2 separate regions of the Mus musculus genome follow, and region 2 is linked to region 1. The links are chromatin contacts, found by POLR2A ChIA-PET in ENCODE. All regions are on one chromosome and are shown on one strand. The core of a region is the stretch at or near the end of the contact, and the rest is flanking DNA. Distances in the headings are between cores, read along the strand shown. Region 1 holds the start of Fam72a (family with sequence similarity 72, member A). Region 2 holds the start of Ikbke (inhibitor of kappaB kinase epsilon).

Region 1 (6,250 bases), core at 2,000-4,499:
TTTTTTTCTCTCTCTCTCCCCGGAGAACCTCCTGCCCCTCCCCCACCCTGCCCAGCCTTTGGGAAAAAACTGCCAAATTAATGGTCAGCCCCACAAAGATATTCCTAAAGCCCTCTTCTAGTGCCTATGGCCCCTGACACTGCTGATCCACCTATGAAACCACCTCTGGGGTCAACTTACCACCTGCTCCACCCAAGAAACAAACGCCCTGAAAATTGGGGTGGAAACGCATGCTTCACCAGTCCGCAGAACATATGCTTTATGCTAATTTTCAAAATCCTTACCTTTGACCTGAGTATCGTACTCTGCGATGATCTCCTTATCCTTTTTGAATTTGGCTGGAGACGTCATGTTTTCCTTCTTTCTTCCAAATCCGAATTGTGAATTGATAGATCCACGGGAAAAATCCAACCACTGATATCAATGCCTCCAAGGCCACTTCTCCCACAGGCAGAGAAATGCCCCGCGGTGGTATCCAGAGCTCCAGGAGAACACGAGCGGCGGGATGGGCAGCCGGCTACTGCACACACATGCAGACTGTGGGCGCTGAGGCCGGGGGTGGGGAAGTGGGGGGCGGCGGCGGCTGGCTTAAGTACTAAAGCCCTAACCACAACCGCAGCATTAACCAGGAGAACTGCAGCGCCCGGAGGCTGGCCTGGGGTCTGACATCAACGACACAGGCTGGGAGTGGAAGTCCTTCCGCACAACATGGTGTAGGGGATGCGGGGGTGTGGACGCGCCCAGCTGTGTCCCTAGGAGGGAGTGGGTTTGTCTTGGGGTGCCAGAGGAGGGCTAGGCGTTCTTCGCGGGATTGTGTGTGTGTGTGTGTGTGTGTGTGTGTGTGTGTGTGTTACCAGCTCAAAGATTCTGCAAATCAAATCCCAAAAGGGTGCCGCTGCAGCGCAGAGTGGGTCGGAAGTCTTTGCTCCGGTTCACTAGCCTGTAAATGCAAGAAAAGGGGGGAGGGGGCGATCAGTCGGAGGGAAGATCCTAATCGCAACAGGGGTGGGGTCGGGGATGACACTCCAAGTCCAGCTTTGGCCCATTCATCTTGGCCTAACAACGCCCGCTCCGCCCGAAGACCCGGCGTGGCGATCAATGTAGGGAGGAAAAATGTTCCCTCCAGGTTTTAAGGCAGAAAGAGAACACTTTGGAGCAGCCGGCAGCGCGTGCTCCGGGCGGAGACTGCGGCGGGAAAGCTGAGCTGCGGGTGGGGACTGCGGCACCTCGGCGCTTTCCCAACCCTGCTAGCCCAAGAGGGGTCCTCCCGCCTAGCCCGCGACGCGGCCCCTGACCTCCGGCTGGGGCACCTCCCAGACATCTACAGGATCCATACCAGAGGGGACAACCAGATGGGCACAACTTTTCTTCCCCTGCCACCCCTCCTCCCAGTTGTTTTGTTTTTGGTAACTAGCTTCTCCTGGCAGCAAAACCGGGGAGGGGGGTGAGGGGGGTGGAGGGGGGACGCTGCAGGAAGGGCCCGCTCCGCACGGGACATCCAGGAAAACAATGTGGTCGGCAGAAGCAGGAAACGAGCTAGAGGCGAGGGTCTAAACCGGGAAAACCCGGAGATGGGAGGCGGCAGGCGGCGGTAGCCTTCCCCAAGCCAGGTATGAGAGTGACTCTAAATGGCACCCCCCCCCCAGTATTTTTTTTGTCCCCCAAGCCTAGGGATCACAAATACCGCACCCAATCCCAGTCGGGTGGGAGGCATCAGTGAGAGTCGCTCCGGGAGGCGCGAGAGGCGGCGGCAAGGAGGCTGAGGGAAGAGCTCCAATGCTGCGGCGGGCCCCTGCCTCCTAGGCCGCCCTGTCCCCGCCGGCGCACAAGCGGCTCCAGGCAGTGTCGCCTACTCCCGGCGGCTGGAGGAAGGGCCGCGCGCAGGAAGAGCGAGCAGAGGCCGCGCGGTGCGGGAGGACAGGAAGCAGGAGGCGGGCGTGAGGTGGGGTCCTGAGGCAGGAGAGAGCCCGGGCCAGCTCGAGCCGCCCAAGCTTGGACGACCAGAGAGGGCGCCGAGAGGACGGCTTTGGGGGCGAGGCAGTGAGGGAAACCGCGGTGGACCGCTGCAACGTGAAGTGTAGGATGTTGGCAACTTTCGGGACCCGCATGAGGTTTGGGTATCAGAGTGGGTGGAGAAGCCCTGGGAGACAGACTGGAGGGCTGGACGGAGAAAGCACCCTGCAAGCCGTGAGGAACACCCCATCTTTCCGGGTCCTGGGCTGGCAGCCAAGGCTAGGAGACCAGGGACGAGACCAGCGGACCGTTACGGCGAGGCCCCTAGGTGGACCCGGCCAACCGTGTGCAAAGGGGCTGCGGGAGGGCGGTGTCGCCGCGTGAGGACCGTCCTCGGCAGTGCAGGGATGGGCGGAGAGATGAACAGTCCCGAGAAGTATTATGGGCTGCACTGGGGGATTTGGAGGGCCGGGGAGGGCGGTATGAGGACCGCGGGCGGCGACACGGCTAAGGCGGCGCCGAAAGCAGCAGCATCCGCAACGCGTCCACCCGCCCAGTCCCGGTTTGTTCAGTCAGAGCAGCAGCAGCCGGGCGTACGGGGAGGGAAGGGGAGAAGGAGCCTTTACCTGGCTCTGCCGCGACCGGTCCCAGGCCCAAGGTTCCGCTTCCCACTTAGCGTTCTCCTCCCCGCCACCCTCTTCTACGCAGTTCGGCCCCCCAGTTCCCTAAGGAGACTCCGCCAACTCCGCAAGACCCCGCCGGGAAGCTGAACCCACCCCTTTGCCAATCACCGCCCGCCTAATAGCGACTGACGGGGACTATAGCCAATAGGAACAACTGATCCATAGACGCCAGGAGTAGAGGCGGGGCTGACGAAACTTAGAGGTGTGGCGAACACTAGCTGCCTAGGCGCAGTCCTAGAGTGAGCTCCTCCCCGGCCTGTGGAAGCCTAAAGTAAAGCTGATGGGCGGGATAAAATGGAAGCGACAGCCAAACACAAACTCTCAAGAGAAGACGGGACCAATCGGACCGGGAAAGGGAGGAGGGAAGTTCAGCCAATAAATAGTAGAGAACGGCCTGGACCTTAGTGTATCCACCAATAAGAAACTCGGGGTGTGTCTTCCAAGTTCACAGGGGGGAGGGTTTAAGCCGAGCAGATGCTGGCCAATGATCTTAGGGGCTGAGCTAATATTAACCAATCAGAGAGCCGATCTGATATCGGCACCGTTACTGGGGCGTGGCCTCTGAGCTCACGTCAGGAGAAGGCCCTTGGCCTTCCAATGTGGGTCTGGGGCAAATTCTAGTCCTCCCAATCCCTGCTCGGCGCAGGCAATTCAAACTGACAGCGGGTTAGAAAAAGCAGAGAAAGCGGAAGAAAGAGCAAAACCCGGCGTGTTCGCTGACTGACTGCAGCGCGAACTGAGCCTATTCCGAGGCTTCTCCCCTCCACCTCGCTACACCGCTGCTCACTTCGGAGCGACCGCTGTGGAAGAGACCTTACGGGTTACGGGCCGCAAGTGCGAGAGCTCGGCCGGGAGAGGACGCCGAGAGCCGTGGTGCAAGGGAGAAAGCCCACGGGCGAGCTCCGAGAAGAGGGAGCGGGACGGGGCCAGAGCCCGCGTGGAAAGGGCTGAGGGGCGTTGAATCCTACGAAGAAGCCGCGTGGAGCTGAGCAAGAATTGGAGCGCTCTGCGGGCGGAGCTCGCGCTGGGAGTGGTCAGAGAGGCGAGGCTTTAAAGGGAAGAAGCCCGCTGGGAACTGGGAAATCGCCCAATTCCGGAGCCGGGGTCGGAGCTGAAGAGTAGAAGATTCTTGAAGACCAGAGAAAGTTAAACCTGTTGCGGAAGTTTCCCTTCAACTCCACTTGTCTCTCCCCACCTTGAACTCCATTTCCCTTCCCTCCCCAAGTCAAAAGGAAGTAAAATTTGCTCTTCCTACTCAATAAATACTAAGTTTCCCTTTCCACCAGGAAAATAGGACTCTCTTCCCAGTTTTAGAGCGTAGAGAACGAGAGGCCTTCCGTCTTGATTGTTAGCCTGAGGAAATCAAAGTTTCCCCTTTCAAAATTCTGCACCTCTTTCAACGTGGGACGCTATGTCTACCAACAACTGTACTTTCAAAGACCGATGCGTATCCATCCTGTGTTGCAAATTCTGTAAACAAGTTCTCAGCTCTAGGGGAATGAAGGCTGTTTTGCTGGCTGATACTGACATAGACCTTTTCTCTACAGACATCCCTCCTACCAAGTAAGTCTGACGGGTGGCCCTTTAGCTGGACAGTGGATGGCATGGGTCCCTGGGAGTCAAGGTTATCATTTGGTGTTCTAGCCACTCCCACCAGTCTGATGATTCCCTTGGAGTTTATCTAAGTGGGCAGACTGTCTGGACAAAGCCTGTGGTTTGCCCAGCGTGGTCAGTACTGAGGTCACTCTTCCAGGCCCTTAGAGTCATGTGTCTGTGCATCCCTTATGTTGACTCTTAAGGCTCAATGCCATGTCCAAACACCCTTCCTCACTGAAGCAAGTCTTTAACAGCCACTTGGAAAGAAGTGTGTAATGATTCATTTAAAGTGAAATTCATGGTTAATAAAGATAGCAAACTTGAGCATTTTAAAACATAAGGAAGTAAAACTATACATAGAGCCTCTGCACCCCTTTGAAATATTTTGTGAATTTGCTTAGGTAGTCATCATTTATTACCAAGGTAAATGAGGTGTTATTTTGTTTGTGTAGGTGCACTTGTATAACGAAATAGCAGTAGATAATAAAACCGTAAAACCAAATGTCCCAAAGGTTCTATGATCCCAATGTTGTTTTAGTTAGATATGCTCACGTAAAAATCTGAAATATTCTATCTCTTCAACATAAAACTGTGGTCATAAGGAAGTCTCAGGTTGGGTTGTTACATGTTGGAGTCTAGCATAGAATCAGGTTTTCTGTATTGCTTGTTTTTCTCTATTGGAATTATAATCACAGTGGATTCATGTGCCAAGATGGGTGTGGATCAGTGAATGCATTGATTTTTAAGATTTATCTTATTATTTTGTCACTCTGTGTACTTGTGTGTATGTTTGAGGAGGGGTGGATATGGAAGGTACTCTCCAGGCTAGAGATGGAAGGTCCTCTGGTTTGGACAGTTGTGGGCTTCATGATATGGGTGCTGGGAAGTGACCTGCAGTTCTCTGCAAGAGGAATAAATCTGCCAAATGTCTATAGTAAGCACAAATATTACCCAACTCTTACAAAATTAACTATGATTATAGTTGAGAGTCTAATTCAGCTCTGAATTTATGAAATTTGCGCCAAATCACAACTAAAAGTGTCATTGGGGTACTGTGGAAAAATCAGGGCCCTGGCTGCAGGACTTTGAGATGGTAAAGCTGCTATAGAGAAACGATTTGGTGGTTCTTCATTCAATCAGAATTACCATATGATCCATATTAATTCCACTTATAGGTATCCATCCAAAGAATTCAGATGAGCATCTTGTATTTATAGCAGCAGCACCCACAATTTAAAAGATAGAAGTCATCTAAGTCCCCACTGACTCGTCCCATAAGTGGGTGCCCAGAAGGTTGCCTTAAAGGAAAGAGATCTTGTCACACGCTGTAATGGGGTGAACCTTGAGTACATTATGCTAAATGGGACAAACCAGTAACTAAACAACAAATATGGTATGACTCTGCTTATTTGAAGTATCTGAAGAACAATAGTGATAGCTAGGAAGTGGGGAGAGGGGAAATTGGAGGTTGTTATACAGTAAGTATAGAGTTTCAGTTTTGCAATATGAAAATGGTCTGGAGAGTCATCCCACAACAGTGTGATGATATTTAATACTTTTAAACTGTACATATTTAAAAGAAAGGTGGAATTCTTGGAATATAGCTCAATGATAGCATGATTGCCTAGCATTTATAAGGTCCTGAGTTCTATCCCTACTGACACACACACACACAGTTTTTAGAGAGGACATATGACAAATTTTTATCTCATTTTAGAATTAAAAGTCTTGGTATATTTGACTGTCTGTAAACTTTTTTATCCTCCAGCACAGTGGATTTCATTGGAAGATGCTATTTCACAGGAATCTGCAAATGTAAACTGAAGGACATCGCATGTTTGAAATGGTAATTTGTGGCACTGTTGTCAATAGCCTGAGTTTGGAAGGTAGATATTGACATAAAAACCCACAGAAAGATTCTGTAGGCTGCATCAGCATTGATATAACTTAGGCGTTGAGCCATTAAAAGAGCATGTGTTTTATAGAGCTATTTTTTATCTACTTATGTGCATGGGTAT
Region 2 (6,250 bases), core at 1,168-3,667, 250 kb before region 1:
TTTACTAGAGGGAGACAGCCAAGGAGGAAGGATGGGAGGGGAAGAAAGGGAGGAGTAGATGATGTGGGGGAGTGTAAAGATCTAAAACCATCAAATCCAAGGGCTCTAGAGCTCCAGGGAAGATCTGAAACCCTCCACAACTCTGCTCCCCATCTTTGTGCTCATCCCGTTCTCTTCAAAATCTGGTTCCTCTAAAGCAAACGGTTCCAGAAAGTGAAGTCTCAAAAGTTACACTGACTGCCTGTCTGAAAAATAGGCCCAGAGCCGGTCTTTGGGGATGCCTGAGGCAGGAGCATAAGAAGGACCCCCAGCCCTAAAATGCTTTGAAATAAAGCTGCGCCCATCAGACAGAGCTCTAGGACCGCACTGGTGCTCAAACCAAAAGTGGTTCCATTCTGAGATCTTTGTTTTGTTTTTCGAGACAGGGTTTCTCTGTATAGTTCTGGCTGTCCTGGAACTCACTTTGTAGACCAGGCTGGCCTCGAACTTAGAAATCTGCCTGCCTCTGCCTCCCGAGTGCTGGGATTAAAGGCATGCACCATGCCCAGCTCCATTCTTTCTGCCTGTTTTTTTTTTTTTTTTTTTAAAGACAGAGTAGCCTAGACACCTGCACTGGTATTGAGGATGGTCTTGAACTTGTGTGTCTACCTCCTAAATGCATGGGTTATGAGTGTGTACCACTTTCCCCTATCACCTTGGTGCTGGGGGCTGAATCCTTGGCTTCATGCATGGTAGCTAAGCATGCCCTTTACAAACCAAGTGAGCTATAGCCCAGCTTGTAGTCTGATTTAAAAATGCATGGAGATGCGGGAGGTTGGGGTATGTGAAGTGGGTGTAAGGGGATGGGTGGAGGAGCACCCTCTCAGAGGCAAAGGGGAAGGGGGATGGAGTAAAGGGACTGGGAAGTGGGGGCAGCATTTGGAATGTAAATAAATAAAAACAAAAGAAAATGCAAACTTTGGAGAATGTAAGCTTTTGAGCCAGAAGCCATTTAAAGAGATCAGTAGTCACACCCCAGTTTCAGACAACACACACATGTTTGCTTTAGGCAAAGGTAAGGATGCTGATGAGACCTTCTGAAGGCAACATGAACGAGTTGTCCATGCTTCTCTGTATGGCTGAGGAGTCAGCCCAATGCAAGGCTCAGACAGGGCACTGAAGTGGAGGCCAAGGCTGCAGTCTTGGGAGCTGGGTGCAGCAGATTGTGTCACCTTCAGCTGGGGGCAGCAGATTGTGTCACCTTCATGACTCTACCTAGGCTGGTCCTCAACCAAGCCCTGCTACTGGGGCAAAGCATAGCTGCAGTCAGGAAGGCGGGCAGTGAGGTGCACAGAACAGCATCCCAGATGGGCAGCATGGCCCTGGGTTCTGTACCTAGAAGCTCTGATTGTGGCACATCTGGATTATCTCTGGATCATCCTCCCATCCACCCTCCCATCCCCAAGACCCTCTGTGCATAGAAGGTGCAGCACAGCAGCCTTCTGTGAGTCAACGCCAGCCTGCCCACAGACTCCTATCCTCCTCGGGGGCTCCTCTGTGGCAGATACACATACCTGCACTCCAAGTGGCTCAGAATCAGGCAAAGACTCTCCCTGGCAAGTGTGTGTTTTGCTTTCTGTCTGGGGCAAGTCCAGGAGCTGAGCTACACCGGAAAGAGAAGGGTGGGTGGATGAGAGGCCCCTTCGTGCTGTTGCTGTGCTGTTTGATTCTCAGCCCCATCAAAGGCCACCAGTCCCAGCCCTTTAACTTGTTCCTGTTGTCACCTTCCCTACAGTTCTTGAAGCGAGCAGAGGGGGGGGGGGGGCGGTGTCCAGCTTCTTTCCAGCTGTTCTGGAAACCTCTCCTGGTTATTTGGGCCCCAGGGGAAAGATCCCAAGCAGAGGCCAGTAGAGGCCCCCAAAGCTGAACCCCAGCTTTGCATCAGCATGTTGAGAAGCAGAGCCCAGGAGGGGAGCTTTTTTTGGCCAATCATGGTTCTTCTCAGGGCCATCATGGTCCCTGCCCCTCACTGGCCTCCAAGCAGTCCGTTCTGAGAGTGTTTTCCCACAGAGGGAGTGCAGAACACTACCAGGCTCCCAGCAACCACAAGAAAAACACAGGACTCGGGCATTCAGCTGAGTATTGACTTGAAGCTGCCCCACTGGCTTCCCCACACCACCCTCCTCCACAGACACTACACACTCACCCCATCTCCTATCTCAGTTGCAGGGCAATGCAGACTTGTGGAACTGGGTGGCACCCCCAGGGATTCAGGCCTTGAAGTCAATCCTGGGCAGTGCCTAGAAGATCCTGGTAGCTATGGGGCCCCCCAGGATCCACAGGCAAAGCAGGTGATGGTCTTGAGCCTGAAGGTCTCTTTCCTGCCTCTCTGAGAGCAGTGGGGTACCCAGTCCCAGGCTCTTAACTATCATACTTCCTGATTCACTTCTCTCTCTCTCTCTCTTTCTCTCTTTCTCCCCTCCTCTTTCCCTCCCTTCCTCTCGCTCTTAAAGGGACAGGCATCTCAACGGCTGCCACACACACCTCCACTCCCCCTTCAGTAAAGGGAAAGAGGATTCTGTGAGTTGTCAAGTGGAAGCCATAGGGCCATCGCCTGAGCCACAAGGAAGCCAAGAACGGAGGCTGGGGGCTCTGTGACAGGCCACTGAGTACTATGCTGGCATCTCTGGAGGGAAATTCAAAGCTCTGCTTAAAGTTAACTAAAGAAGTCCAACAAGTTAACCAAGTTGAAAACTGCCTAGAAAGAGCCAGGACCTGTGCTTGCCCCTCCTAGAAGCTGGACAGGACTTATCTTCCTTTAGAGCTTTCAAGAACAAGTACACACCCAGATCATAGCCCCTACTCTGACCTTACACACAGCAAAACCTGCTCCCACCTGGTGCCGTTTTCTGACCACAGCCACTCAAATGCACTGTGTGCTTTAGGTAGTATGGATGGCAGGGGGATGGAGAATCTGGGAAGTGGTTTTTTTTTTTCAGACCATGTTTGATGGTATCAAGTTCTGTACACCTTTAGTAATTTGCCCACCTTCCCAGCCATAAGCCAGTACTCCAGATATCCTGGGAAGCCGGGAAGGGGGGCTGTGCTGCTCTGGTCAGCTCTGAGTGGGCAGTTGGACAAGGGGTTAAAACCCAGGAAATTCCATGTTTCTCTAGAATGTTGGTGGGACTTTCCCCTGGCCACACCTGGTGATTTCCTCTGCCAGCCCCACCCCACCACAGGGAGGAGAGGCAAGAACAGGCCCGGAGCTTGTCGCTGACAGATCCACCCAATGATAATGTGACAGCTAGAGCCCTTACAGTGGCTTTTCACAGTGAGGCCAGGAGGGGCAGACCTGAGGGTTCCACACTCCAGCCTGTGTGTTACAGGTTTCCACCTGGCAAGAACATGGGGGATTGCACTTGTCGATCATGGACTTGGAGAGGACAGAAGCATGCATTTTCTCTAGCACATTATTTAACAGGTGCTGTAAGACCCCCTTTTCTAGCAAGGTGGACCTGTTCAATGTGGCTACTCCATCAGTCTAGAAAGTCTGGGTTACTTTTATGGTAAGGGTACCCCTCAGGCCCACGAGGTATTTGCAGTGTCACTTTGACCATGCTGCAGGCTATACTCATGTTCTTCCATGAACCTGCACTCTTACTCTCCTTTCACTGGCAAGCCTATTCTCCTTTTCCACCCAGGGATTTTCACACCTTTTAACACAAGAGCCAAGCCTAGTATCTCCTGTGAAGCAGGCACTGTGCTCAGGACAGAAAAGGGAGACATGGGCATCTAATCCCAGAGATGCGGGATGCTGGATGTGATATGAAGGCATGGCAATGCATACTGAGCAAACAGTGGTTTTGTGGACCTTGTAGGGGGAGCAGGAAGGGCTTGCCAGCCTTGCTGGGTGCTCTGAGTTAGGCAGCAAAGGAGGACTAGTGCAAGCATAGGAAGCAGGGCCAGAGGTGCAAAGAGCATGAATTGTTCGGGGCTTTGTACCTGGGACACTAGGGATAGCCAGCAAGGTGAAACTGTAATAGATGGTACTTTGCCTGGAGACTCTGGGAGGAAACATCCTTGGTGTGGTCAAGATATAGGACTGCATGCCTGTGTCCCAGCTGTGTGTGTGTGTGTGTGTGTGTGTGTGTGAGGTGTGTGTGTGTGTGTGTGTGTGTGTGGTGTGTGTGTGTGTGTGTGTGTGTGTGTGTGTGGTGTGTGTGTGTGTGTGTGTGTGGTGTGTGTGTGTGTGTGTGTGTGGTGTGTGTGTGTGTGTGTGTGTGAAGTGTGTGTGTGTGGTGTGTGTGTGTGTGTGTGTGTGGTGTGTGTGTGTGGTGTGTGTGTGTGTGTGTGAAGTGTGTGTGTGTGAGGGGTGTGTGTGTGTGTGTGTGTGTGTGTGTGTGTGTGTGTGTGGCTTAGAAGCCTGGAGGGAAGAGGATGTTCATAACAGACATTGCCGCATTTTCCCAGGTCCAAGGAATCATAGAAATAGCGGTAATCCAAAGGCAGCACAAGAACCAGAGGCAAGTTTGTGTGTGTGAGATTTCTGTGTGTAAAGTATATATGTGTCTATGAGTGTATGTGTGTGTGTAAATGTATACATGTGTGACTCTGCATGTGTTGTTTGAGTTTATGTGTGTATATGTGTGTCTGTGTATGGGTGCATGTGTATGAATGTATAAGTGTATGTGTGTGATATCACTTTCAAATGTGGGTGCTTCCTTCTATAAACTAACGTTACCTTCATTGTTTGGGGTGAAAGGTACTAAGGGCGTGTCTGTATTCCAGCTAGAGGGATTAAAGGTGAGTGCTAAGTGCTGTGCCACACCACAACTAGAAACAGTTTGTTTTTCCCCAGTAAATAACATACTTGGGGTTCATTGTGTGATCAAATATCTTGCAACACTGAACAGGGCATCAGAGCTAGAGCCTGTTTCAAAAAAAAAAAAAAAAATCCGGCAGCTGGGGTGTAACTCAGTAGTTCTGCTCGGTATGCATGAGGCTGAATTCCATACCCAATAGTAGCTATGGCGCCCTCCCCACCCCCACACACTGCTTTCCAGTACTTTAAAAATAAGAAAGGTCTCAAACAAACAAAAGAAAGAAAGGACAGAGCAGGGTGGTATGTGTGGGCCTTGTTTACAGGGCTGTGTATACTGACTGTACTTAGTCACAGGGGCTAAGTGCCAAAACCTTAGAACCTATAGTTCCCCGACACCTTCATAAGTCAACTCTGGTTCTTCCCAAGTGGTGGGTAGGGGTCTGTGGGTGTACTACCCAGGCCCCAAGGGCCTGGTCCCTGTGCAATTACGTCATCATTCCTAATCTGGAAACGTGGTTCTTCCTTCCCACACTCAGCTTAAGACCCTGCACGTGAAAGTGAACTCATTCCTCAGCAGCCACGGCCGGTCCGTAACTACCCTAATATCTGCTGTTGCTCCCGAGAGACAGGACCATGTGTCCCTTCTGCTGGCACCACTGCCTTCACTGGGGCTATGCAACTCATCTGTCCCCATATTCCTCTGTCTTTCTTCTGAGTCTGTACACAGAGAAAAATGTGTCTCTCAAGTCTGTCTATCTTCAGAACAAACCCTGGTCTTTGTCCAGTCTGGATGCTGGGTCTTTTCTTCTTTGCTGCCTATCCCACCCGGTTAGATTCACTCATTCTCTCTCTCTCTCTCTCTCTCTCTCTCTCTCTCTCTCTCTCTCTCTCTCTCTCTCTCTCGACAGGGTCTATGTACCAAGAAGTCCCATTCCCCTCTCCATTTTTAGTATTTGAGACAGGTATCTCTATATAGTCCTGGCTGTCCTGGAACTTGCAATGTAGATGGGGATGGCGCTGAACGCAGAGATCCTCCTGTCTTTGCCTCCCAAGTTTAGATTAAAGGCCTGCTATTAAAGCATTGCCCAGCAAATGCTTACTTTTGACACCAGCTTCATCTTATTCCTTGGCACATTCAACAGTTGATCCTCACTTTTGTCAAATACTTCCTTTTCCTGGACTCTGTGGCATGTGTATTAGAAATCAGGCTCTCCCCCAGCCTGCTTTCAGCGACCCAGCTGCAGCAGCTTCTTCCATCATCACCCTAGGTTCCCCTTAGCACAAACCTCTCTCTGGCTGTCTGCCTGTCCCTCTTTCACGTCCCTGCTCTGAGATGGCCCTGCGTAAGATGCATGGTGTCATCTCTGTGGCTTACCCCGGCCCCTACCTACCAGGCACTCTGCTGCTAAATCCTAAAGACATGCTCTTCTGACACCTAGGTGCTGG

What was found. ChIA-PET counts read pairs that join two places held with the same protein, here RNA polymerase II (POLR2A).
Region 2: POLR2A ChIA-PET joins it to region 1 with 16 read pairs in Patski. The contact joins the promoter of Ikbke here to the promoter of Fam72a in region 1. POLR2A ChIA-PET finds 5 or more read pairs at or near these places in 3 of 5 experiments (Patski and embryonic stem cell).

The regions. Positions count from the first base shown.
Region 1 is chr1:131,524,654-131,530,903 of GRCm38, forward strand. Fam72a (family with sequence similarity 72, member A) reads left to right here and starts at 3,250. Exons shown (of 4, transcript NM_175382.4): 1 at 3,250-4,199; 2 at 6,001-6,078. The coding sequence starts at 4,048. Srgap2 (SLIT-ROBO Rho GTPase activating protein 2) reads right to left here and starts at 2,708. Exons shown (of 23, transcript NM_001081011.2): 1 at 2,580-2,708; 2 at 285-940. The coding sequence starts at 351.
Region 2 is chr1:131,277,146-131,283,395 of GRCm38, forward strand. Ikbke (inhibitor of kappaB kinase epsilon) reads right to left here and starts at 2,418. Exons shown (of 22, transcript NM_019777.3): 1 at 2,186-2,418; 2 at 1,554-1,642. The region is part of intron 1 of Gm51644 (a long non-coding RNA gene); the gene reads left to right.